Regions from separate parts of the Homo sapiens genome. Here region 1 is linked to region 2. The links are chromatin contacts, found by Hi-C or POLR2A ChIA-PET in ENCODE. All regions are on one chromosome and are shown on one strand. The core of a region is the stretch at or near the end of the contact, and the rest is flanking DNA. Distances in the headings are between cores, read along the strand shown. Region 1 holds the start of CPT1A (carnitine palmitoyltransferase 1A). Region 2 overlaps LRP5 (LDL receptor related protein 5).

The links. A loop is a pair of places that touch in the nucleus more often than their neighbours do. ChIA-PET counts read pairs that join two places held with the same protein, here RNA polymerase II (POLR2A). Pooled maps may share reads with other maps.
Region 1: a pooled map shows a loop between it and region 2 (9-fold over the local background). The contact joins the promoter of CPT1A here to the enhancer-like site in region 2. A Hi-C loop is called at or near these places in 2 of 37 single-sample maps with no recorded cell type and 5 of 50 pooled maps. POLR2A ChIA-PET finds 5 or more read pairs at or near these places in 3 of 52 experiments (H1, OCI-LY7 and activated naive CD4-positive, alpha-beta T cell).

The regions. Positions count from the first base shown.
Region 1 is chr11:68,839,811-68,844,941 of GRCh38, reverse strand. It overlaps CPT1A (carnitine palmitoyltransferase 1A), which reads left to right and starts at 3,026. Exons shown (of 19, transcript NM_001876.4): 1 at 3,026-3,167. RefSeq lists enhancers at 995-1,204, 1,245-1,384, 2,107-2,632, 4,841-5,000 and silencers at 2,778-3,137, 3,158-3,207, 3,418-3,497, 3,758-3,857, 3,908-4,187.
Region 2 is chr11:68,368,055-68,373,063 of GRCh38, reverse strand. All of the region lies in intron 5 of LRP5 (LDL receptor related protein 5), which reads right to left. Among named protein-coding and RNA genes, the nearest start is that of LRP5, 58 kb to the right of the region's middle. RefSeq lists an enhancer at 1,780-1,829. Within about 2 kb of position 2,148, at least 17 of the 41 ENCODE cell types and tissues checked have a DNase peak (open chromatin) inside an H3K27ac peak, as active enhancers do; they include OCI-LY7, where a contact is called at or near this core.

The sequences.
Region 1 (5,131 bases), core at 1,777-4,276, 470 kb before region 2:
TGGACATAACGGTAGGATTTCTGAATTTGCTTTAAAATAAACAGTAGGACTGGGCAGGAGTGGGTAGGAACACAGGCATACACCTTGGCCCTAGCTCCATAATGGTTGATGTTGAGTTTTGGTTGTATAGGCCTTTATTATACTATTCTGGTTAATTTTTTTCAAAGGTTTGGATTTTTCAAAATATTAGCCAGGCATGGCGGGACTTGCCTGTGGTCCCAGCTACTCAGGAAGCTGGGGTAGGAGGATTGCTTGAGCCTAGGATGTCAACACTGCAGTGAGCTGTCATTTTGCTACTGCCCTGCAGCATGGGCAACAGAGAGAGATCCTGTTTCAAAAATGAATGAATGAATGAACGAATGAATAAAAAGGTTTGGATTTTTCCATAAAAAAGTATTTTTTGAGTAAAAAGAGAAATCTTAGCGGTAAATAAAAACATTACCTGCATTAAAAAGAAAATTTTTCTTGTAGCTATGGTAGGCAATTGCTACAGTATTCAAACTGGGGCAGAATCTGTAAAAAACAAGGCTTGAGAAAGATTACTCTAGTTTCAGAGGCAGACATGGAGACGTTTTTGGCCCCAGGGAACTGAGGCTCAGGCCCGGAGCTCCCCGGGAGGCCTCGTTCTCTGCTTCTTTATTAATAGACTCAGCTACGCAGCCGCGGGAGCCGCAGACCCGGGCAGGAGAGCTGCAGCGTGGTCGGCGGGAGGGGAATAAGGCCTCCCCAGTGCGGCTGCAGTTGCAGGCCGGCGCGGGCTCGTTGCAGCTGCCGAGAGCCCGGCCACCATGGCACAGGTGAGCGTGGCGCCTCGGCGTCCCCACAGACTGGGTCCCTGTCCCTGCCCCGCCCGGCCTGCAGGTGGCACCTAGGCGGCGCGCAGGGAAGGGCGCACGGTCAAGGCCGAAGAGCCCTGGGAACAGACAGGGCGCGGGGCCAATCCCAGCTGGGCGCGCACCGGGGCGCTGAGCGAGGGAGGAAATGACCTTGGAGCGGGGACCTGTCGGTGGCTGAGGTTCCAGGGAAAGGAGGGAAGGGCATTTGCGGTGAGAATGACAGTCCAGCTTCCGTAGTGCAAACCGCGAAGGCCCACGTGCAAGGAGAGCCTCACGCGCGAGAGCCGCCCGGGCTCGTGGGGTGCAGCCGCGCGTCAGGAACGTGTGCCCTGGCCCAGCCCACTGGCCTCTTGGGGCGGTGAAATCTGCGGGGGTCGAGTGCCTGGGCTCACTGGTGGTCCAGACAAGCGCAAGCAGGGGGACAAACCCCCAACTTCTAACCTCAAAGAAATGCAAATTAAAAGGAGAGATGAGAGATTCTTCCCTCCCCCACCCCTCCTTTTAGGATTGGCAAAGATTAAAATAATCCATAATCGGAGACAGGGCCCCGCTTGCACGCGCGGGTGGCAGTGGAAGTTGGTAAACTTTTCGGCATGGTAGCTTGGCCTGTGTCACCAAAATGTCGCACGTGCCTGGTTGCTTCCCCTCCAGGGATCTATCCTACAGGATAATCAGGAGCTCCAGGAGGTACATCGACGGCCAACGCAGCTTTTATTTATACCTGCAATGGTGGGGTGGGGGGCGGGGAGGAGGCCCTAATTGTCCAATGGGGGCCGCGTAAATGGATCACAGCATAGTCAAAGGAAATCTTATGCAGCCTTGGGAAGGCCGGTGGTCATCTCCGTCCCCCAGCAGAGACCTGTCTACGACGTAAGCCAAGTGAAAACAAAACAGCCTTACAGACAGCTTGCATCCTAGCCTTCCTTTAAAACAGCGAGCCCGGGAACCGCAGGGAGAGTTAACTGCAGCGGTGGTGGGGGGCGGGATCAAAGGAGAACTTTCATTTTCTCTTCTAAATTCTTCTGCGGTAACAACTAAATGATACAGAAAGAAGGATGGTTGCAAACATGGATTTTTTCATAACTAGAAGAAGTGGTCGAACTTAAAAAGAGCAGGGTTCATAAAAGAGGTTTAAAAGAGTCTTTGTTCATAACATCGGTGCATTTATGGAGCACCTGCTGTATGCAGAGCCGCCAGCTCGCGCCTGGAAGCATTGCGGGCAAAGATAGGGGAGGGGTGGCTCCCGGTCAGGAAGACCCCCTTGGCCCTCCTGTTACGCTTGGGGCCCCTCTCCCTCCCCCTCAACCCCCTGGGTCCCCTGCAGCTGCGCTCGCCCTAGACTCCTGGGACCGGTGGATGTTCAGTTCCCGCTCCCGGCCCCTCTCCCGAGCTCCAGCACAAGGGTCTCTCGGTCGCTCTGCCCTGGCCTCCAGCTACTCCTCTCCCAGCACCTATTATGTTCTTGACGCTGGAAGAATTATTTTAGTAAATCTCACCAAAGCCCCCCAAGTGAGGCATTTTTATCCTAGCTAGATGAGGAGGAGCCACGCTGCCTCTGGATCGCGATGACTGCCACTCGTGGTATAAGGTCTGATTTGGGGCATGGGCTGTGGAATCAGATCTGGACCCAATGTCCGATCTATCACTTCCCCGCGCTTTTTTTTTTAGAGACGGGGTCTCGCTACGTTGCCCAGGCTGGCCTCGAACTCCTGGCTTCAAGCGACTTCCCGCCTCCCGAGTAGCTGGGATTACAGGCGCGCCCCACCACTCCCTGTGGATCGGTTGCTTCTCAGCTCGGTGATGTGGGGTAACTTATTTCCTGGCCCGCGACCCTTGTCTGCATGAAAGAGTCAGGGGTGAATACCATCAGGGGGTGCCTGGAGCATTACACGGGGCAATGCCGATAGATAAGTCGCGAGGATCAGCCAGGCACGGAGCTAAGCGATTTTATGCGCACGGCCTCCACGAGATGGCTCGTTTTACGGATGAGGAAACTGAGGCTCGGAGGGTGAGGAATCTCGTCCTAGACCCCATTCCGGCAGAGGTCGAGGACGCGAGCACCCGCTCGAGCCTCAGTTTCCCTCCCCTCCTAGCCCCGCGGACGCCCCGCCCCGCCGAGGCCCCGGGCCCGCCCTCCGCGCGCCGGGAGTCACCCGCCTGCAGGCGCCGCAGCCGGACCCGCCTCAGCCAATCCGCTGCTGCCGGCGTCGGGTGCGCTCGGCCTCGCCCGCGGCCCTCCTTCCCCGGCTCCCGCTCGCCGCTCGTTCACTCCACCGCCGCCGCCGCCGCCGCCGCTGCCGCTGCCGCTGCCGCACCTCCGTAGCTGACTCGGTGAGGCCCGGTCGCCCGCGGTGGGGAGGGTGGCGGGGCGGCCCTGCGGGCTGCGGGGGCCGGGGACGGGCGGGGCGCGGGGCTGCCGGGAACCGGACCGGGTGGGGGACGCCGCCGGAACCGGGGCGCCGAGAGGAACCCCGGTATTCCCCCCGGACGGCGGGGTTGTGGAGATCCTGAACCCAGAAAGAGGCCGGGGCTCCCCATGTTCCCCAGGGGATTGGGTCTGAGGGTCCACCGGGGGTCGGTCCATCCGCAGGCGGGTCCCGTGCGGCCGCGGGAGGGATGCTCGGCCCTCCGGACTTGGCTGGACGCCTCCGGCCCGGGGCCAGCGGGGCCACCGGCTCCCTTGTCTCCCACTCCTTAATCCGCCCTGGACTGGATTGAGTCTGAGGGTCTGCCCAGGGGTCGGTCAGCCTGCGGGTGGCCGCGGGAGGGATGCTGGACGCTCTGGATGCTTTCCAGGATGCCTTCGCCCGGGGCCAGTAGGGCCTCCGGCTCCTGTCCCTGCCCATCCCACCCTGGCTCTGGAGAGGATTGGGTCTGGGGGTCCGCCCGTGGGTTGGTCACCTACGGGCAGGTGCAGTGCGGCTGAGGGAGGGGTGCTCGGCCCTCGGGATTCGGCAGGGCGCCGCTGACCCCATCCCAGCGTCCGTCTCCCCGGTCCCCCTCCCCATGCCCGCCCTCGCGGTGCAGCCGTCGGGACACGCCCTTGGCGCAGGGACTCCAGGCGCGGTCCGAGCGCTGCCGTGAGCAGGATGAGGGTGCCGGGCCCAGTGCCTGCTTGGGAGCGCCCCGCAGCCTCTCCCGTGCAGCGCTGGGTCAAGGGCGGGTGGGCGCGGAGCATGTGCCCAAGGTCGTGCCGGGCTGGGAGCGGCGGGGCCGCGGGAGGGTGGGGGTGTCACGTGGCCGTGCCCTGGCGAACTTGGCCTGCGAGCCCGACGGTGCGGTCAGGGCCACGCGGGGCAGCCCCTTCTCGGAGCCACCGCCGCGGCCAGCCAACAGCCGGCTTCTTTCGGTTTGTCAGGAGAGGCCATGGGTCAGCGTCTTTATAATGTAAATCCGCCCTTGGCTTTCGTTAAAGCCGCAGAACTCAAAGATGAGGGCCGATCTTACTTTAAAAAAAGAAAACAACTCAGAGAGTTAAAAATCCCAACTACCTACCAGGTTAAATACATAACAAAGTTAATATTCCCAACTCGGCACAGGCTTTCGGTTCCTCTCGGCTCCGTGTGTTATAAAATATTTAAGGGCAGATTTTAGTAGGAAGCTGGTAACTTTGTAAGTTACCGAATAAAATGAAAATCGGTTTTACCTTTTGCAACGTTGTATTTTGTTACACCATTTTCTTCCACAGGTGTCCGGTTTCTGGTCATTCCAGATATGCAAGCATGTTTATTTCATTCTAAGCCACAAACCAAGTGAATAAAAAATGGCTGAGCACTGGTCTTCTATTTATGCCAGGAAGCACCCCCACCCCCGGGCCTTTCCAAATTCTTTAAGGCGACTCTGACCGAGTGAACGTAGCAATAAATTGAGGACATAAGTGTCGCTGAGAATGCACACCGCTGAGGCCAGCGAACATCCAGCTGTCAGTTGGTCTGGGGACTATCAGCATTCGCAGCTGGTTCTTTGGATTGGTTTTGCCTCAATACCAAGAGCCTGTGGACTGCTTTTCGCATGTAAATTACTGGTTTCCTTCCTGTGAAGCATTGCTAGCCTAGACCTTGCACTTGAACCCTATCTTAACAGTTGGAATCAAACAATAAAAAGGGCCAGGTTTGGGAGTGCACACACTTTGTTTCAAAGTGGCAGAAGTTGGCATCATGCACAGGCCAAAATAACGTTTCGAGTTGGTACTAAAAACAAGCCGCCTACCCTGGAGGGGAAGAGAATTAAACTGGGTCCCTTCCGATACTGCTGCGGCTGCTGCGTTTGGCCCCGGCCCCGGACCAGTGGTCACC
Region 2 (5,009 bases), core at 899-3,398:
CTGCCCCACACAGTCCTCCCTTGGGAACTCACAGATTTGGCCCCCACCTGCCCCGTTTCTTCTGGTGGAGTGGGTGCGTTGGGTTGGGGTGGGGCTGGGGACTCTGGATGTGTCTTAAGAGTCTGAGTGATTCTGACACAGCCAGGCCCTGCCCCCCTCCTGACCTTCGCCCCACAGGAAAGGGAGCCACACGCCTGAAGCGCCCAGCACACCCCCCTCCGTCCTCCCCAGGTCACCCGCTGGCCGTGTGAGCCGTGCTCCCCACTGCCCCTTCACCCACCCCAGCTCCTCCTGGCAGCACCCAGCCTTGGAAGCTACTTCTGATTACAACCGCCGAAGGAAGACTCGCTCCCTCGGCACTGACCCAGACAGCCTGCACCATCACGCTGCTCAGCACAACCCACACAGCCTTCCTCCAAACCCCATGGAGCGGGGAGTATAATCACCCCCTTTCTACCAACGGACAAACTGAAGCACAGAGAGGTTAAGTCACTTTCCTAAGCTCCCAACACGATGACAAAAAATAGAAGGTCAGCCCGCAAGTGGAACTAGGTGCTCCAAGTCCCCGGTCTGCCTGACACTGCACCTCCTCGCCGCCACGGTCCCGGGTCCGCCTGACGCTGCACCTCCTCGCCGCCACGGTCCCGGGTCTGCCTGACACTGCACCTCCTCAACACCACCACGGTCCCGGGTCTGCCTGACACTGCACCTCCTCACCACCACCACAGTCCCGGGTCTGCCTGACACTGCATTTCCTCATCACCACAGTCCCGGGTCTGCCTGACACTGCATTTCCTCATCACCACGGTCCCGGGTCTGCCTGACACTGCACCTCCTCACCGCCACGGTCCCGGGTCTGCCTGACACTGCACTTTCTCAACACCACTCCTTGGCCGGCTCCCAACTACAAACCAAGCCATGTCTTCCATCCTGAATCCTCTTGGCCTAAACATCACTCACAATGCCTCCCTCGGGAACAGGCACAAGTCCCACCAGCACAGCCTCCTTCGTTACCTGCGTTTCCGCTAGCCCAGGGCCAGCTCCAGAGCCCTCACCACAGAGCCTCTATCCTTCACCCCCGGACACTGGACCTCACCAACCCATAGCCTGGAGGAGATCCCTGTGTGACCCCAGGGCCTCCTCTGCCCGACTCTGAATTTCACTGCCCAACGTGACACCTCGGAAGGCTCTCTGGGCACTGGCAGCCCTCCATGGGCACCGCTCCTTCTGGCCAGCTCTGACATCCCGGCTGGTGAGGTGCCCTGCACGAGGCCTCTGCCCACTGGGACCTCACAGCCGTGCTGTCAGCTGCAACAAGCGACAGAATTTCACGTTTTCTTCACGTTGCCCCTGGGTGAGCAGCTCCAGGTAGTTTTCAGTCGAGGCGAGGCGTCCCGTCAGCAGCCAGGCGGCACAGCTAATTCATGCCCGCCGGGCGCACGGCCGCAATACCAATGGGCACCTGCAGCCTGGAAAGCCACAGAGGAACCGAGAACAGCGACTGTGCTCAGGTGACAGGACTGTGGTCTTTTAACAAAACATTTTCCTTTAACGTGATATTTTACGGCAAGGAATGAAACCTGGAGGGCAGGACATTTGGATACTAAAGCCCCAGGCTGCCGCGTGGTCTGCTTTGTGAAGTCTGAAGCCCGCGCCCCATTCTGGCCCCGCTCACAGGTCCGGCTCTGACTCACCAGCTTCAATGCTAGGCCGTGCCTGTCCTCCAACCAGAACATGACTTCCTTAAGGACAAAGCCGTTTCTCGCCCATCCCCATCTCCCTCTGGATTAAGAAATATGGGAAGATCTTCTAGAACCACCTCAAATTTGCAGAGAGCCATCCTGGTGACAAACCCTTGAAATGCTTCTAAGAAGAGTTTAGGTTTCTTCTCAACTCTAAAACCTCTAGAAAACTCTATTTCCACACCAGCTGCCCCTGGAACACTTCAGCTTCAAAAGGGCCCAGGGCAGGGAGACGGAGGAGCCAGCATCCACACCGAGCACCAGCCTGTTAATTAACGGGAAGCGGGTGGGGCCCATCTCCAGGCAGCTCTGAGGTCAGACTGGGGAACCATGCTTACAAAAAAAAGTGAACTGAAACGCTCACGTCCTCATGCAAAACCAGACTCCCAGTTGCATCTTTCTGTCTCATTGAGGAGCTTTTTCCTCCCTTTGACAGAACACCCTACACACGGCATCTGGAACCAAAGCAGAAAGATTCAGGCTCAGAGTAAAACAGTCCCCACACTGGCTGCATGTGGACGTTCCCGGCCCAGAGTCTCGCCCAAGCAGGGCCTATAAATGACACAAAATGTTTTTCTCCTGCGTGCCAGTCATGCTCCAACTGAGTTATGTGTAAAAGTGCCTCTCACGGCTGAGGGCAAAAACAGTTCCCACAAGACTAGAGAAAGGTGACCCCTGACGGCTGAGTCTCTAGGGAGCGTGGAGCTGCGTGCTCAGCCCTGCGGCCCTGACGGCTCTGGAATGGAAAAGCTATCCAACTGGAAGGGCAGGGCTCGCTGCTAGTCCAGCGGTCCAACCCCACAGGTGTCTGTGGTGTCAGCTCCATGCCACAGAGCCCAGGGCTGGGGCCAGAGCCACCAGGCCCCCTGCCAGCCTGCAGGGGCCTCCTCCTCTGGGTAGCCTAACCACCCCCTGTGAGCGCAGGCAGCCTCCTCTAATCACCACAGGGCCTGTCCCCCCCTCTCCCCCGCTTGCAGGAAAATGAGCCCTGAGGACTCCCCAGGGCTGCTCTGGGCCTGGACATGGAGACTGGGAATTACATTTGCAGAAGGAGCGCAATGCCCTTGAAGGGCTCAGCCACGAGCAGCCAGTCCCCAGGGCTCAGAAGGCCCAGCTGTTAGAACCCTGGGAGCCAGCAAAGAGCCAGGGGCTCCACCTAAGTCTATAGCCCCTGCCTCTTCTGGTTGGGAAAGAAATCAACGCCCCTTTACTGGCTCCCACTGACAGCCCACTCCCCCAGGTATGGGAGGATTCTGGGACGATGCAGGCAAACCTGGACCCTGAGTGAACCTGCCCCAGCTCTCACGGGCCTGGCACCAGCCACAGCACCTAAGGCGCCGGTCATGGTGACAACATGAAGGTGATAAGGGCATGGACAGTGGACATGGCAGCTGGACACTGGGCACCCACTGGATGCCAGGCACCCAGCACGGCTCCGTCACCCCTGGATGAGCAGTGGCCCTTTGCAAGCCAGGGTAGCCTGGGCAAGTTATTTGGGGGTCTCCAAGCTTGTCCAGCTGTGCGACTTCACTGAGCCATGAGTCTGGGATTTTATCAGGGCCCACACCCGTTCCTGGAACTCTGATACGTGAGGGAGCCACACAGGGACCCTTAACAAAAGCTCCCAGGGCAACATGTTCTCTTGCCTCAGTCTCCCAAATAGCTGGGATTACAGGCGCACGACTACCGCCCGGCTAATTTTTGTATTTTTAGTAGAGACAGGGTTTCACCATGTTGGCCAGGCTGGTCTTGAACCCCTGACCTCAAATGATCCTTCCACTGTTAGGGCAAGGCACCTGACAGGCACGACTGCACGATCTGCTTGTTGGGGGCTGTGTCCATTCCCCACTCCTTCGACAAATGTCCACACCCAGCCTTGCTTTGACACCCCAAGAACAGAGATGGTGACACCTGCTTCCTACATGCCCATTGCTCTCCCAAGGCAGACATCCCCAGCAGATGCAACACAGTGTTTAGGCAGACATCACCAATCGATGGTGGCAACAGACACCAGGCCCTGCTCCCTCTAACTCCAGTGGCCAGGCCCCAAGCCAGCTCTCACCTGCCCACTCCCAACCCACAGCAGCAAGACTCAGAAATGGCAAAAACACAAAGAGAACAGAAACGCCCCATAGCGGGAGGATGACTAAAAGACATGTCTTGATAAGATATTGTTCAGGCATAGGCCAGGCACAGTGGCTCATGCCTGTGATCCTAGAACTTTAGGAGGCTGAGGTAGGTGGATCACCTGAGGTTAGGAGTTCAAGACCAGCCTAGCCAACATGGTGAAACCCCATCTCTACTAAACATACAAAAATTAGCCAGACATAGTAGCGGGCGCCTGTAATCCCAGCTGCTTGGGAGGCTGAGGCAGGAGAATTGCTTGAACCTGGGAGGTGGAAGCTGCTGTGAGCCACTGTACTCCAACCTGGACAACAGAGCAAGACTCTGTCTCAAAAAAAAAAAAAAAAAAAGATATCCTTCACTAAAACTCATGTCTTTGATACATATTTACCTCCTGCAATCGCAAATGCTTCTGCAGTGCATAAAGTGAAATAAATAGCAGGAAGCCTTACGGTTCGATCACCCACACAGACACACAGTCACATACAGGAAAAACGCAGGGAGGGCTGGGGAACAAAAAAACAGAAGATAAAATGTGGAGACAGACACACCAAGAGAGTAAGAGACCACCTCCAGACCTCCCTTCAGCTTCTCAAACACACGAGCCGGGCCCGTTACAGAATTTGCGGGGACCGCTGCAAAATGGAAGTGCAGACAGCCCCTTACTCAAAAGGTAGGAATTTCAGGTCAACAACAGAGCTCACCTCATATGACTACACAGGTCACACAGCCCGTGAAGTCGGTCCCAACACCAGCATGCTCCTGCCTCAAAGCCGCTGCACGTGCTGTTCCTTCTCGCCTTTCCCTCTTTTAGTCCTTCAGATCTCAGGCCTCCTGAGAGAGACCTCTGACCTGCCGGCTCAGGCGGCCACACCCCCAGTACAGGAGTCTCCGGCTCAGCCCCTGCTGTGTTCCGTACCCGATCCAGGTCTGTCCTATGTCCATCTGTGTGCCGGCTTGCTTCCTGACATGGCCCCCACCACACGTGTGCCTCGGGGCAGGGGAACAGGCCCGTCTCATTAACTGCTTTCTTCTCAGATATTTTCTGGAATATTTGTGGATATTGGGCAACATATATGCTCCACCTTTTTCAGACTAGCCAGGACGAGCTGCATTTTTTTTTTTTTTTTTTTGAGACAGGGT